Linked DNA regions of Homo sapiens: all the other regions are linked to region 4. The links are chromatin contacts, found by Hi-C or POLR2A ChIA-PET in ENCODE. All regions are on one chromosome and are shown on one strand. Each heading gives the region's core, a stretch centred on a gene start or an enhancer-like site at or near the end of the contact. The rest is flanking DNA. Distances are from core to core; before and after follow the strand shown.

Region 1 (3,023 bases), core at 495-2,994, 1.1 Mb before region 4:
AGGCCAGGCCTCCTCCTGCAATTCCATGGCCTGTGATCCTCTGTCCCAAACGCCACACATAATTAGAAGTTATAATCCTGTAATTCCATGATGACATCTTTAAACTTAAATATACCTCAAAACTACTTTTTTTTTTTTTAATGCTAAAAGCAACTTCACAAAAAAGAAGTTTTCCCACTCTGCCCCACACTGTCCTGCCCAGGGCTCCTCACCAGTGAGCAAAGCCCACAGTCTCTCTGTGTCACCTGGGAGAAGGAGGAAGATGCCAAGACCATTTAAGAACTGGATCCTAAGGCTTTGAACAATTAAGAATTGATTCGTTTATGGGAAAGTTTCACTTCCCTATTTATAATTATGCACTGTCGTATCTATTATAAAAACGAAAATCAACAACAATCTCTCCACCCTCTCAGTGATCCCTGGCCAAGGGCCAAAAGCTATTTTTAGACTTGCTCAGGACCTAGAGGGAGGAAGGCTTGGAAGGCATCACCATGACTCCCGGCTCCAAAGCATCTTTGTAGCCCAGGCCCTGCCGCCTGCGGGTATCCCAGGGCCCCTGCTCCACAGGCTGGGGTCGCTTTTGAGGGACTGAGCTCCCTGACTGTTATCTTCTGGGCCCAAGAGCTCCTGGACATGCCAAGAACCTGCGAGGCCGGCACCCGCCACCCGCCGCCCGCCGCCCGCCGCCCGCCGCCAGCCCCCGCCAAGTCTCCCGGACAACAAGACAAATCCGCTTTGGCACACAGTGAGACGCACAAGACCGTGGGCCTCACCTGCGGTGCTCACGCCCTCCTGGACGACCCGGAGCGGAGGAGGGTGCAACGCCGGAGGCTCCCTCCCACCAGCAGCTCTCCCCTGCTCCCTGAAAAGTCCCACAGGCGGACTTTGGAAGCATTTTGGAGGCAAAAAGAGACCGCCGGCCGGGCGCAGTGGCTCACGCCTGTAATCCCAGCACTTTGAGAGACCGGGGCGGGAGGATCCCTTGAGCCCAAGAGTTCGCGACCAGTCTGGGCAACACAGCGATACCCCAGTTCTACAAAAAATTAGCGTGGCGAGGTGGCGCGCCTGCAGTCCCAGTTACTCGGGAGGCTGGGGCGGGAGGATCGCTGGAGGCCAGGAAGTCGAGGCTGCAGTGAGCTATAATCGCGCCACTCTACTCCAGCCTGGGCGACAGAGCGCCTAAAATAAATATGAGACCGCCAACACGCCTGGGATGGTCTGTCTCCACCCGCGCTCCCACCAAGCGCTCTTGCAACGCGCCCAGAGGCCAAGGGCGCCAGCGCAGCCAGGAACGGGTCCTTTCCCCAGGCACCAGGGATCGCAAGCGAGGGGTGGCGGGGGGTGGGAGGGGGGAGACCCAAGCACCCCTCCAGGTCCTCCGCCCGCACCTGCGCGGAGCGGCCACATGCGCCTCCCCTACTCCCCGCCCAGTCCCGGATGCCACCTGCCCGGGACGCCGGGGACATCGCCGCCCCCACTCCTCCCCGCCAGCCTCCGTCCGGCCAGCGCCGGCCCAGTGCGCCCCCTCCCCCTCCCGGCCTAGTGGACCCCGACTGCGCGCTCCCACGGCCCCTGCAGGGCCCGGGGGAAAGGAGGTCTGGAGCCCGCAGGTCCCCGCCCGCCCGCCCGAAGCCGCCCACCTTCCGAAAGTAGCCGTCGTTCTCCTTCTCCAGCGGCTGGGGGGCCGCGGGCAACAGCGCGTCGGTCATGCTAGCGGCGCGGGCGCGGAGGGCGGACGGCGGACTGAGGCGCGGCGGCTGAGGCTGGCCCGAGAGGACGTGCGGCCCCGCCCCTGTCCCCGCCCTTCCCCGCCCCTCCACTCCCACCCCGTCCCGCGGCCCTTCTAGCCCCGCCTGAGGCCGAGCACTGGAGCCCTGGAGACGCGCCCCGCCCCGTCGCGGGCCCCGAACCCGCGCCCCTTGAGGCGCTCGTCACCCGGAGAGCTGCGCCCTGGGCGCGGCGCCTCGGGGTTGTCTGTGGGCGTCGTGGCTGACTCAACTTTGCGAGTGCCGCGAGAGCGCAGGAAAGGCACTGGGGTCTCAGGGGCCGCAGCGAAGCCCTGGCTGTGGACCTGCACCCTGCCCTGGAGCCCGGGGAGTCAGTGAGGAAGGCGTGGATCCAGGCGCGTCCCTCCTGGGTGAAGCCCGTGCGCCGCGGGGGAAGGGGCCAGACTCGACGCCACGTCGAGGGCGCGGCGGGAGCTCTGGGCCCTGGGCCCGGCGGTTTGGAAAAGCTTTTCCCAAGAGGGGAGCCCATGGCGGAGGGAGCGTTGACTGCCCCGCCGAGCGCCTTGCCCGGACTACTCGGGCTTGTTGGCATGGGATCAACTCAGCCGATTCCCTGTCCGCGCTGCAAAGACGAGTGGGATCCGCTGGGCTCGCGGACTGCCCTGAGAGAGGGGACCAGGAGGGGTTTTGCGCCCCAGACACGGCAGATGTCCTTGAGCACAGTTCTTTTTTTTAAGAGATGGGACCTCGCTCTGTCGCCCAGGCTGGAGAGCAGTGTTGCGATCTCGACTCTTTGCAGCCTCGACCTCCCAGGATCAAGCGATGCTCCAGCCTCAGCCTCCCAAGTAGCAGGGGCTGCAGGCGCGGGCCAACGCGCCCGGCCTTTTTATTTATTTTTTTTATTTTTTTATTTGAGACGGAGTCTCGCCCTGTCGCCCAGGCTGGAGTGCAATGGCGCGATCTCGGCTCACTGCAACTTCCGCCTCCCGGGTTCAAGCGATTCTCCTGCCTCAGCCTCCCGAGTAGCTGAGACTACAGGCGTCCACCACCACACCCAGCTAATCTTCAGTAGAGACAGTTTCACCTTGTTGGCTAGGCTTGTCTTGAACTCCTGACCTTGTGATCTGCCCACCTCGGCCTGCCTCCCAAAGTGCTGGGATTACAGCTTTTGTTTTGTTTTGTTTTGTTTTGTTTTTAAATAGATGCGGGGTCTCACCATGATATCAAGGCTGGCCTCGAACTCCCGACCTTAAGTGATCCTCACTCGTCTCGCTCTGTCGCCCAGGCTGAAGTGCA
Region 2 (3,210 bases), core at 76-2,575, 1.5 Mb before region 4:
CACTGTACCCAGTAACTACTAATATTATTATCCCCTAGGATTATTATTACTCCTAGTATTGAAGACATGTTACTTTAATCACCTGAGTGCCTTTCTCTCCATTGCTCTGTATTTTTATTTTATTTATTTATTTATTTTTTTGAGACAGAGTCTCGCTCTGTCACCCATGCCGGAATGCAGTGGCAGGATCTTGGCTCACAGCAACCTCCACCCAGATTCAAGTGATTCTCCTGCCTCAGCCTCCTGAGTAGCTGCAACTATAGGCGCGGGCCGCCACACCCAGCTAATTTTTGTATTTTTAGTAGAGGCGGGGTTTTGCCATGTTGGCCATGCTGGTCTTGAAGTCCTGGCCTCAGGTGATCCGACCACCTCGGCCTCCCAAAGTGCTGGGATTACAGGTGTAAGCCACAGCGCCTGGCCAGAGACCAGGTCTCTTCAAACAAAAAAACAAACAAAACCCCTAAATATTGACAATGTCATCTGTGGATTCTACCCAGGAAATAACCCACATTAAAATGATGGTTTGTGAGGGTCGGCAGGGGTATAGTGTATTTCATCCAAAAACATAACAAATGTGTGATCCAATTATAATAGCAATTATGGGAAAAGCTGTCGGTGACTGATAAGGAGTTATAAAAGAAAAGACTCAAATTTACACAGGCTTTTCAAAAGATCATAATCCTGCTATTGGAGGTGGAAGTCTTCTAGACACTAACAAGGTGGAGAGAAATCTCCATGTGGAGGCCCAGATTAAACATCTCCCATCAAAGTGGAACTCGTCAAATGTCCTAAGACACCTAAGGCCGTCCCCAGGCGCCCTGACAATAAAAGGTAACCAGAACACGAGAGAAATTACTCTGGGAGTACCTTTCACATTCAAGGTGTGCAGTAGGAAATTTATAAATTGGCATCTGGCTCGTCCATTCATTTCTCATTGGTGTGGTTCACGTGTGCTTGCAAAGGTCAGACTTCTGCCCTTCGAATGTCCTCTCTCCCTCTCCCACAGAAAACACCCACATGTGGGTCCTTGTTTAAAGCAGAAAGTCCTAGTCCTTAGCTTTTAGTGAGGTGGATGTCATCAGGCCTGGGTTGGCATCCTGTTTTTTACCATGGCAAGTCATATGCGCCCTTAAGCATTCCTGCTTTTGGTCCAAGCTTCCTGCGTGGGAATACTGCGGTCCTCCTTTCAGGCAGCTGTGAATGACAAACGGTCGCTGGCTGCCGTGACACCCATTGTCCCGCGAGAGTGCCCTAGCTGGGCCCCAGTGCACTCGAGGCGGTCCCTGCTCGGGTGCCCCTCCCACAGGCAGGCGCCGTTGCCGACCAAACGCCCAGGTTCACCCAACGCCAGAGGCTCGTCCTCAATTCCCGCGAGGCCCCCGGAGGTGCTGGGGTCCCTGCAGGGCCGGGCCACCTGCCGTGGAGCTCAGGCCGCGCCAGAATCGGATCCGGGAAGCTGCGCGCCATGAGCAGCTCCCTGCGGCCGGGCCCCAGCCGCTGGCGGCGGGCGGCCAGCATCGTCCTGGCGGCTGGCTGGTCGCGCCCGGAGACCGCCACCCCGCCGTCGCGCCCGCCGCCGGCCGAGGGCTTCCGGCTGCTGCTGCTGCAGCGCTCCCCGCACCAAGGCTTCATGCCGGGCGCGCACGTCTTCTCCGGCGGAGTGCTGGATGCGGCCGACCGCTCGGCGGACTGGCTGGGCCTCTTCGCGCCGCACCACGGGCCGCCGCGCTTCGGCCTGGGCCCGGCGCCATTCAGCCGCACCGCTTTCCCGTCGCTGCCCGACACCGATGACCACAAGACCGACAACACTGGGACGCTGCCTGAGGACGTAGCCTTCCGCATCTGCGCCGTGCGGGAGGCCTTTGAGGAGGCGGGCGTGCTGCTGCTGCGGCCCAGGACTTCCCCACCAGGCCCAGCACCCGGGCCTGGCCTCGCCCTGGAGCCACCGCCGGGCCTGGCCTCCTGGCGCGACCGCGTGCGCCAGGACCCGCGCCACTTCCTGCGGCTGTGCGCCCACCTCGACTGCACACCCGACATCTGGGCGCTGCACAACTGGAGCGCCTGGCTCACCCCTTTCTTGCGGGGCACCACTCGCCGCTTTGACACGGCCTTCTTCCTGTGCTGCCTGCGCGAGCCGCCGCCCGTCTACCCCGACTTGGCGGAGGTGGTGGGCTACCAGGTAAGGCCTGCTCAGGGCCTTGCTGCGGACCGCCAGGACGTGAGAGGGAGGACCCCTCCCAGCGGCCCAGGCCCCCAAGGGACCCCCGCATAGGCCAAGCCCAGAGAGATTAAGCAGCAAGGAACGCTTAGACGGGCTGGAAACTCTCACCCCTGTAGACCAAAGCCATGCTCTTGGTGAAGTGCTCTCTGCTTTCCTAGGCTTTGGGGTCTCAAGGCCTGGAGCCTGTCTCTCCACGTGGTTCCTCCAGCGTGGCCACTGTGTAAGCACTTGTACATGTGTAGACATAGTACATCTCCACAGCCGTTTAATTTGGTTTTCTTGGAGAACAGACTTAATATGATCCAGTCTTCCTATTTTTATTTATTTTTGGTACAGATGGGGGTCTTGTCTCTCTGTGTTGCACACCCAGGCTCGTCTCCAGCTCCTGGTGTGTCCAGAATTGGTTCCTTCCAGTGGGTTCTTGGTCTCGCTGACTTTAAGAATAAAGCCGCGGACCCTCGAAGTGAGTGTTACAGTTCTTAAAGATGGTGTGTCCAGTTTCTTCCTTCAGATGTTCAGATGTGTCTGGAGTTTCTTCCTTCTGGTAGGTTCGTGGTCTCGCTGACTTCAGGATTGAAGCCGCAGACCTTCGCAGTGAGTGTTACAGCTCTTAAAGGTGGTGCGTCAGGAGTTGTTTGTTCCTCTTGGTGGGTTTGTGGTCTCGCTGGCTTCAGGAGCGAAGCTGCAGACATTTGTGGTCAGTGTTACAGCTTATAAAGGTAGTGCGGACCCAAGGAGTGAGCAGCAGCAAGATTTATTGCAAAGAGCAAAAGAACAAACCTCCCACAGCGGAAGGGGATCAGAGCAGGTTGGGTGCTGGTGGCTGGGTGGCCAGCTTTTATTCCCTTATTTGGCCCTGCCCATGTCCTGCTGATTGGTCCATTTTGCAGAGTGCTGATTGGTCCATTTTTACAGAGTGCGGATTGGTGCGTTTACAAATCTTTAGCTAGACAGAGCACTGATTGGTGCGTTTTTACATAGTACTGATT
Region 3 (3,024 bases), core at 451-2,950, 1.6 Mb before region 4:
GCCACATGCTACAACATGAATGAACCTTTAAGACATATGCTAGGTGGAGTAAGCCAGTCACAAAAGGACAAATATTGTATGATTCCACATATACAAGATACCCAGAATAGGCAAATTCATAGAAACTAGAATGAGAATGGGTGGAGACTGATTATTATTCTCAGACCCCTCCCACCCCCACCCATTCCCATTAGAGGCCCCTCACACCAACCTAAATCTTTACTGGGTAGAGTTCCAGTTCAGGATGATAAAAAAAAAAAGTTGTAGAGATTGATGGTGGACAAGGTGGTTCATGCCTGTAATCCCAGCACTTTGGGAGACCAAGGCAGGTGGATCACTTTAGGTCAGAAGTTCGAGACCAGCTTGACCAACATGGTGAAACCCCATCTCTACTAAAAAATACAAAATTAGCCGGGCACAGTGGTGCACGCCTGTGGTCCCAGCTACTTGGGAGACTGATGCAGGAGAATCGCTTGAACCCGGGAGGTGGAGGTTGCAGTGAGCTGAGATTGAGTGACAACTGCACGATAATGCATTTCATACCACTGAAAAGTACACCTAAAAATGGTGAAAATGGTAAATTTTGTATTGTGTATATTTTGCCACAATTAAAACACACAGGCCAGGTGTGGTGGCTCATGCCTGTAATGTTAGCAGTTTGGGAGGCTGAGGCAAAAGGATTGCTTGAGCTCAGGAGATAGAGGCCAGCCTAGGCAACATAGCGAGACCCCATCTGTATTTTTTTAATGTAAAAAATAAAATAACACACACACAGACAAACAAACAGAATCTGTATGAGTCACACGTTTAGGTAGCTGAATATCCTCTCTGCCCCCAATTCCCCCAAGTCAAAGGCAGAAGGGATTTGTTCCACCAAAGAGTTTACACCAGCCACAGCTGCCCACTGCAGTATCCTCCCAGGAAAAGCCCTTTTGTGCGTGGAGGAGGCAGATGGCGAGGAGGCAGATGTGCACTTTTTTTTTTTTTTTTTTTTTTTTTAGAGACAGGGTCTGGCTGTGTCTCCCAGGCTGGAGTGCAGTGGCGAGATCAAGGCTCACTGCAGCCTCGAACTTCCGGGCTCCAGCGATCCTCCTGACACAGCCTCCTGAGTAGCTGGGACTACAGGTGCACATCACCGCGCCCAACTAGTTTTTTAAAATTTTAGTAGAGATAGGCTCTTGCCATATTGCCCAGGCTGGTCTCTAACTCCTGACCTCAAATGACCCTACCGCCTCCCGAAGCGTCGGGACCACAGGCGGCGAGCCACCGGCCGGCCTCTGTGTGCACCGAGGAGCCGGGCAGCCACCGCCACGATCCAGCTTTAGGACATTTCCATCACCCCACTCAGCCTTCCTGCGCCCCTGGTTCCTCATCTATAAATAGAGATAATATACGCCTAACCCTCTAGGTCACCAGCACATTGCACCCATAATTATTATACTTGTTGATGCCACACTTTCAGGTTTTAACCTTTCCAAAGCGCAGCCCCGCCCCAGCGCAGCCCAAGTCCCTGCACGCAGAGGCGCCGATCACGGGTGGGAGGTGGATCCCGGAGGCCCCGCCCCAGGCCCCGCCCCTCCGTGCGCCCAAGCTCGACCGCCTGAAATCGGGGAATCGGGCCTCTGCCGGCGCCCTGGCAGCGGCGCGGGGCGTGGCTCCGGGCTGGATTGGTGGCGCCTGGGCCCCGCGAGCGCCTGCGCAGTGGTCAAGGCCGCGCTCGCGCCGAGGGGCTGCGAGAGTGACCGCGGCTGCTCCAGCGCTGACGCCGAGCCATGGCGGACGAGGAGCTTGAGGCGCTGAGGAGACAGAGGCTGGCCGAGCTGCAGGCCAAACACGGGGTGAGCGCATCAGCCCCCGCCAGGCTTGGCCCTCGCGGGGCGCCGCCCTCGCCCGGAGTGTAGGGCGCGCCTCCGGGGCGGAGGCTCTGGGCGCCTCCCCGGGGCCCCGGTCCCCTGCGCTGCCCTGGCGGCCTCGTGGCCGGCTCAGAGGTGGCCTCGTCGCTTTCCTCGTCGCGAGGGGCCCAGGAGGCTGGCGGCGGGGGCCGCCACGTGCGGGACCTGCCCTGGCGTTGGGGTGTGGGGTCCCCTAGCCTGGAGCGGGCTCGTCCTGGCGGGCCTGGATCCAAGCACAATCTCAGCTTTTGGAGCCAGCAGCCGGACCGAATTCAGTTTTTCCGGAGTTCAGTTGTTATGACCCAAGTTTAGCCGACAGGTATTGAGGGTCCGCTGTGTTCCCGGTGCTGAGAGCGCGGCAGGGTCGGAGGAACGCTTGCCCCGCCGGGATGACAGGGAGGGGCCGCCTGGGAAGCTTGGATGGATCACACGCCCGGAGAGGCGTTTCTGATAAGGGACCGGGACCTTAGGGACGGAGGGCGCAGTCTTTGAGTTATCGTTGTCCCTAATACCGAGGCCCGTTTTATTTTCCAGAAATTATTCCTACATGTGAAACACGGTTTCGTAATACAGGGATTCCCCTCCCCAGGGTGCTCTGTATTCCAAAGCCTTCTGAGGTTGTGGTTTTAGACGTTCATCAAAACGTTGTAAGTGGGAACTAGTTCATTGATTTCTGTGAGGCCCAGTTTCTTATTTGGGGAGTTGTTTCTACCACCGCAAGAGACTGTTATGTATAGGAAACAACAGAACCGTTCCTTTTTCCCGCCGCCTCCCGTGAAATTTCTCTATTAAATTTAAGTTTTTTTTTTCCAGGATCCTGGTGATGCGGCCCAACAGGAAGCAAAGCACAGGTATGGGCTGGAAACGTGAACTTTTTGAAGGGTGGTTTCACCAAATGGATTTCTTTTGCTGTAGTTATTTTAAGCAGGTGTGTGACTCAGATTTTTTTGTTTTGCTGGAATGGTGATTTGGCCAAAATCATCCGCAGGGTATCTTCATTATTGTTAAATAAACACGTGTGCAGCTCCACATCAGACCTTGTATTGCAATTACTGGTTGATGTTTCTCTGCTACAATGTGAGTACCTTAAAAATGAGCCTGATAATAGGCAGCTGTGGCAGTTTCCTCGGCT
Region 4 (3,225 bases), core at 85-2,584:
GAAGGACATGATCTGAGTTAGATTTTTTTTTTTTTTTTTGAGACGGAGTCTCGCTCTGTCGCCCAGGCTGGAGTGCAGTGGCACAATCTCGGCTCACCACAACCTCCGCCTCCTGGGTTCAAGCAATTCTCCTGCCTCAGCCTCCCAAGTAGCTGAGACTATAGGCGCGCGCCACCACGCCTGGCTAATTTTTTTATATTTTTAGTAGAGACGGGGTTTCACCATGTTGGCCAGGCTGGTCTCGAACTCCTGACCGGTGATGCGCCCGCCTCGGGCCCCCAAAGTACTGGGAGTACAGGCGTGAGCCACTGCGCCCAGCCCTGAGTTAGATTTTAAGAAGATCTCTCTGGCTGCTGTATTGAGAATAAAGTACTGGGGGCAAGAGTTGACACAGAGGCAACTTTTAGAAGGCTACTGCAATAATTCAGCCCGAGTAATCGTGGCTTGTGGGAGAAGTGTAGGAATGGAGATGAGAAGTCAGATTTAGGATATATTGTGTATACATAACGGAGAGGTGTAGTCAGAACAGATGTGGAAGCAAGACAGGGCAAGGCTGACTCACGGCTTTTAGTCTGAGCAGCTGAGTAAAAATGGTACCGTTTACATCAAATAGGGAACGGTGGTGAAGGAGCAGGTTAGAGGGGAAACAGGGAGCATGGCTTTGGACCCTTAACGTTTGAGATTCGACAGAAACCCTGGTTCACGGAATTGATCCAAGCTACATACTGATAATTGGGATTAGTGAGTTACAATGGCGTTGCAAGCCATGAAACTGGTTCAGACCGGCTGAATGAGCGGGACAGGAAGGGGCTGAAACACTTGAGTCCTTGTGAGAGCCCCAGCTCCAGGGGCAGCCTCGGGGGAAGCTCCCCGGGCGATGACTGCGGTAATGGAGCCGTAGGAGCTCCACGAGGTGCAGGTTCAGCGTCTTAGAAGGATGAGCAGCGGCTCGCCACAGCTCGGAGGCGGGTGGGCAGCGCTCCAGGCCGAGGGCCCCGCGTCGGCAAAGACACAGGACCCACGACAAGGCGGCCACGGCCTGAGTCAAAAGGAAGGCCGCGCGCCTCCTCTCCAGCCCGCAGCAAGCGGGTGCCACGAGGCACTCAGCCGGTCCCCGAAGTTCCTCTCACGCGGCCCCAAGACCACCACCGTAGTCCAGGCCAACAAGCGCTGCCGGGACTCCCGAGGCCACGAATGAGCCGGGAGCCACCAGTAGCCGGCCAAGTCTCGCGAGAGCGCGGCCTCGCCCTCCCAGCATGCCCCGCGCCGCCGCCGCTGCCGCCGCCGCCGCCGCCGCCGCGCCGCGGCTTGAGGGCGGGAGGCTGGGGGAGGGTAGCGGAGCCGGCGCCGCCGCCATGTTGGGTCTGAAGCGGCTGCTGTAGGCGCCGACGGAGCGAGCGGGCGTGCGGAGCGGGCGACAGTGGCGTGGGATCTGCCTCTCTGCGAGCAGCTGGGAGCGGCGGCGGCGGCGCCATGAGCGGGGGCACCCCTTACATCGGCAGCAAGATCAGCCTCATCTCCAAGGCGGAGATCCGCTACGAGGGCATCCTCTACACCATCGACACCGAAAACTCCACCGTAGCCCTTGCCAAAGGTACGCGGGACCGGGCCTCAGGGTGGGGGCCGAGCCGGGCGCCGCTCGGGGCTGCTCCCCGCTCCGGCCCGCGGCCTCCTCGTTCCCTCCCCTCCCTCCGTCGAGCTCCGGGAGGCCTCTCGCCTCCCTTCTCCGGGCCCCGGCGTCGCGGGCCGGACCGCGGCCTCCCCGCGGCTCCCTGGTTTCCGCCCCCCGGAATGTCCGCGCCTGAAGCCCGGGGAACTACGGGACTGAGTGCGCGGCGGGCGGCCCTGAAGTCCGAGAACGGGCCGGAGAACACGGAGAAACGCGTCTTCCAACTCCGAAATTCGGGGCTTCTGCCGTCTTAGCACAAAACAAAGCCGGAGTATTCAAAGAATTTTTCCGCCCAGCTTGAGTTCATCGCGGATGCGTTGACTACACAGCACCCATTTTCTCACTTTGTTCATTTCAATTCGTGGCGATCTTCCTCTGGTGAACTCTTGAGTAATGTGCTAAAACTTTGGGTTTGCTCTGCGACGCAGACATTCTCGAAATGCCATCGATGCCGTGGAGCAGATCCCATCTCCCTCGGCTCATCCTCTGTTGGTATTTACCTGTTAAACCGGAATCCTCAAAGCCTGTTGTGCAACCACCTCATTAGGGCGCGTGGTAAAAATGCTTGCTGCTGCCCCGACGCCCCTGTTTCTGGAAACGGGTTCAAGCTTGATCCAGGATCCTTCTTGACCAGGCAAGCTTGACCTTTGATCCAGGCTCAGTGGGCGTTGACTGATCCCTCTGGAGGCTCTCTGGGAAAGGGAATTCGGCCGAGAAGGAAGGTGCCCCTACCCACAGTGTTAATATTTGGCATCCCTAGAGTCTGTGTGGGTTTTGTTTCCGTTCACACGTGCAGGGCCTTTGCTCCGCCAGGAAACCAGAAAGAAAATAAACTTTAGCTCCTGAATCTTAAAGGAAATCTCACAACAGTGTAAAATACTTTGAGGGAAGCTAGATAACCTAGGTGATTTTCCCAGCACTTCTGGTAGAGGTGGGAACTGCATAGCATGGTTAGGGACCCTGTGGATAGGTTAGGTCCAAGGATAAAGAAGAAGATTTTCGAAATCTGTAAAATTTTAAAAATCGTTAACAGATAGGGGAGTGGTTTCACGGGATCAAGTATTTAATAATATTTCTTGGATGCTCTGGTAAATCCTTTATTTATTTATTTATTTATTTATTTTTCTAAGATGGAGTTTAGCTCTTTTTGCTCAGGCTGGAGTGCAAAGGCAATGATTTCGGCTCACTGCAACGTCCGCCTCCCGGGTTCAAGTGATTCTCCTGCCTCAGCCTCCCAAGTAGCTGGGATTATAGGCGCCTGCCACCACCCCTAGCTAATTTGGTATTTTTAGTAGAGACGGGGTTTCACCATGTTGGCCAGGCTGGTCTCGAACTCCTGACCTCAGGTGATCCACCCGCCTCGGCCACCCAAAGTGCTGGGATTACAGGCATGAGCCACCGCGCCCAGCCTCTGGTAAATCTTTTTAATAGCCCTGGTGTTGGGACAAATCTTATACCTGGGTAGGGAACCTTTTGATGTTACAGAACTGTACACCATAAAGGAGTAGTATGAGATGGTGATAGTTGCACAACTCTGCAAATTTGCTGAAGATCAT

The links. Hi-C counts contacts between places; a loop is a spot of excess contacts on that map. ChIA-PET counts read pairs that join two places held with the same protein, here RNA polymerase II (POLR2A). Pooled maps may share reads with other maps.
Region 1: a loop to region 4 is called in a pooled map, with 4 times the contacts of the local background. The contact joins the promoter of RHPN2 here to the promoter of LSM14A in region 4. A Hi-C loop is called at or near these places in 2 of 50 pooled maps. POLR2A ChIA-PET finds 5 or more read pairs at or near these places in 2 of 52 experiments (H1 and HEK293).
Region 2: a loop to region 4 is called in a pooled map, with 25 times the contacts of the local background. The contact joins the promoter of NUDT19 here to the promoter of LSM14A in region 4. A Hi-C loop is called at or near these places in 3 of 37 single-sample maps with no recorded cell type and 11 of 50 pooled maps. POLR2A ChIA-PET finds 5 or more read pairs at or near these places in 1 of 52 experiments (naive thymus-derived CD4-positive, alpha-beta T cell).
Region 3: a pooled map shows a loop between it and region 4 (16-fold over the local background). The contact joins the promoter of PDCD5 here to the promoter of LSM14A in region 4. A Hi-C loop is called at or near these places in 2 of 37 single-sample maps with no recorded cell type and 10 of 50 pooled maps.

Annotation. Positions count from the first base shown.
Region 1 is chr19:33,063,144-33,066,166 of GRCh38, forward strand. RHPN2 (rhophilin Rho GTPase binding protein 2) reads right to left here and starts at 1,745. Exons shown (of 15, transcript NM_033103.5): 1 at 1,641-1,745. The coding sequence starts at 1,709. RefSeq lists enhancers at 439-1,067, 2,280-2,779 and silencers at 1,353-1,572, 1,633-2,132.
Region 2 is chr19:32,690,496-32,693,705 of GRCh38, forward strand. It overlaps NUDT19 (nudix hydrolase 19), which reads left to right and starts at 1,326. Exons shown (of 3, transcript NM_001105570.2): 1 at 1,326-2,179. The coding sequence starts at 1,466. NUDT19-DT (NUDT19 divergent transcript) reads right to left here and starts at 1,801. Exons shown (of 2, transcript NR_186320.1): 1 at 868-1,801. LOC124904690 (a long non-coding RNA gene) reads right to left here. Exons shown (of 2, transcript XR_007067226.1): 2 at 2,470-3,210. RefSeq lists a silencer at 1,289-1,698.
Region 3 is chr19:32,579,490-32,582,513 of GRCh38, forward strand. PDCD5 (programmed cell death 5) reads left to right here and starts at 1,701. Exons shown (of 6, transcript NM_004708.4): 1 at 1,701-1,838; 2 at 2,706-2,743. The coding sequence starts at 1,773. RefSeq lists an enhancer at 1,151-1,240 and silencers at 1,451-2,180, 1,526-1,702.
Region 4 is chr19:34,171,170-34,174,394 of GRCh38, forward strand. LSM14A (LSM14A mRNA processing body assembly factor) reads left to right here and starts at 1,335. Exons shown (of 10, transcript NM_015578.4): 1 at 1,335-1,594. The coding sequence starts at 1,474.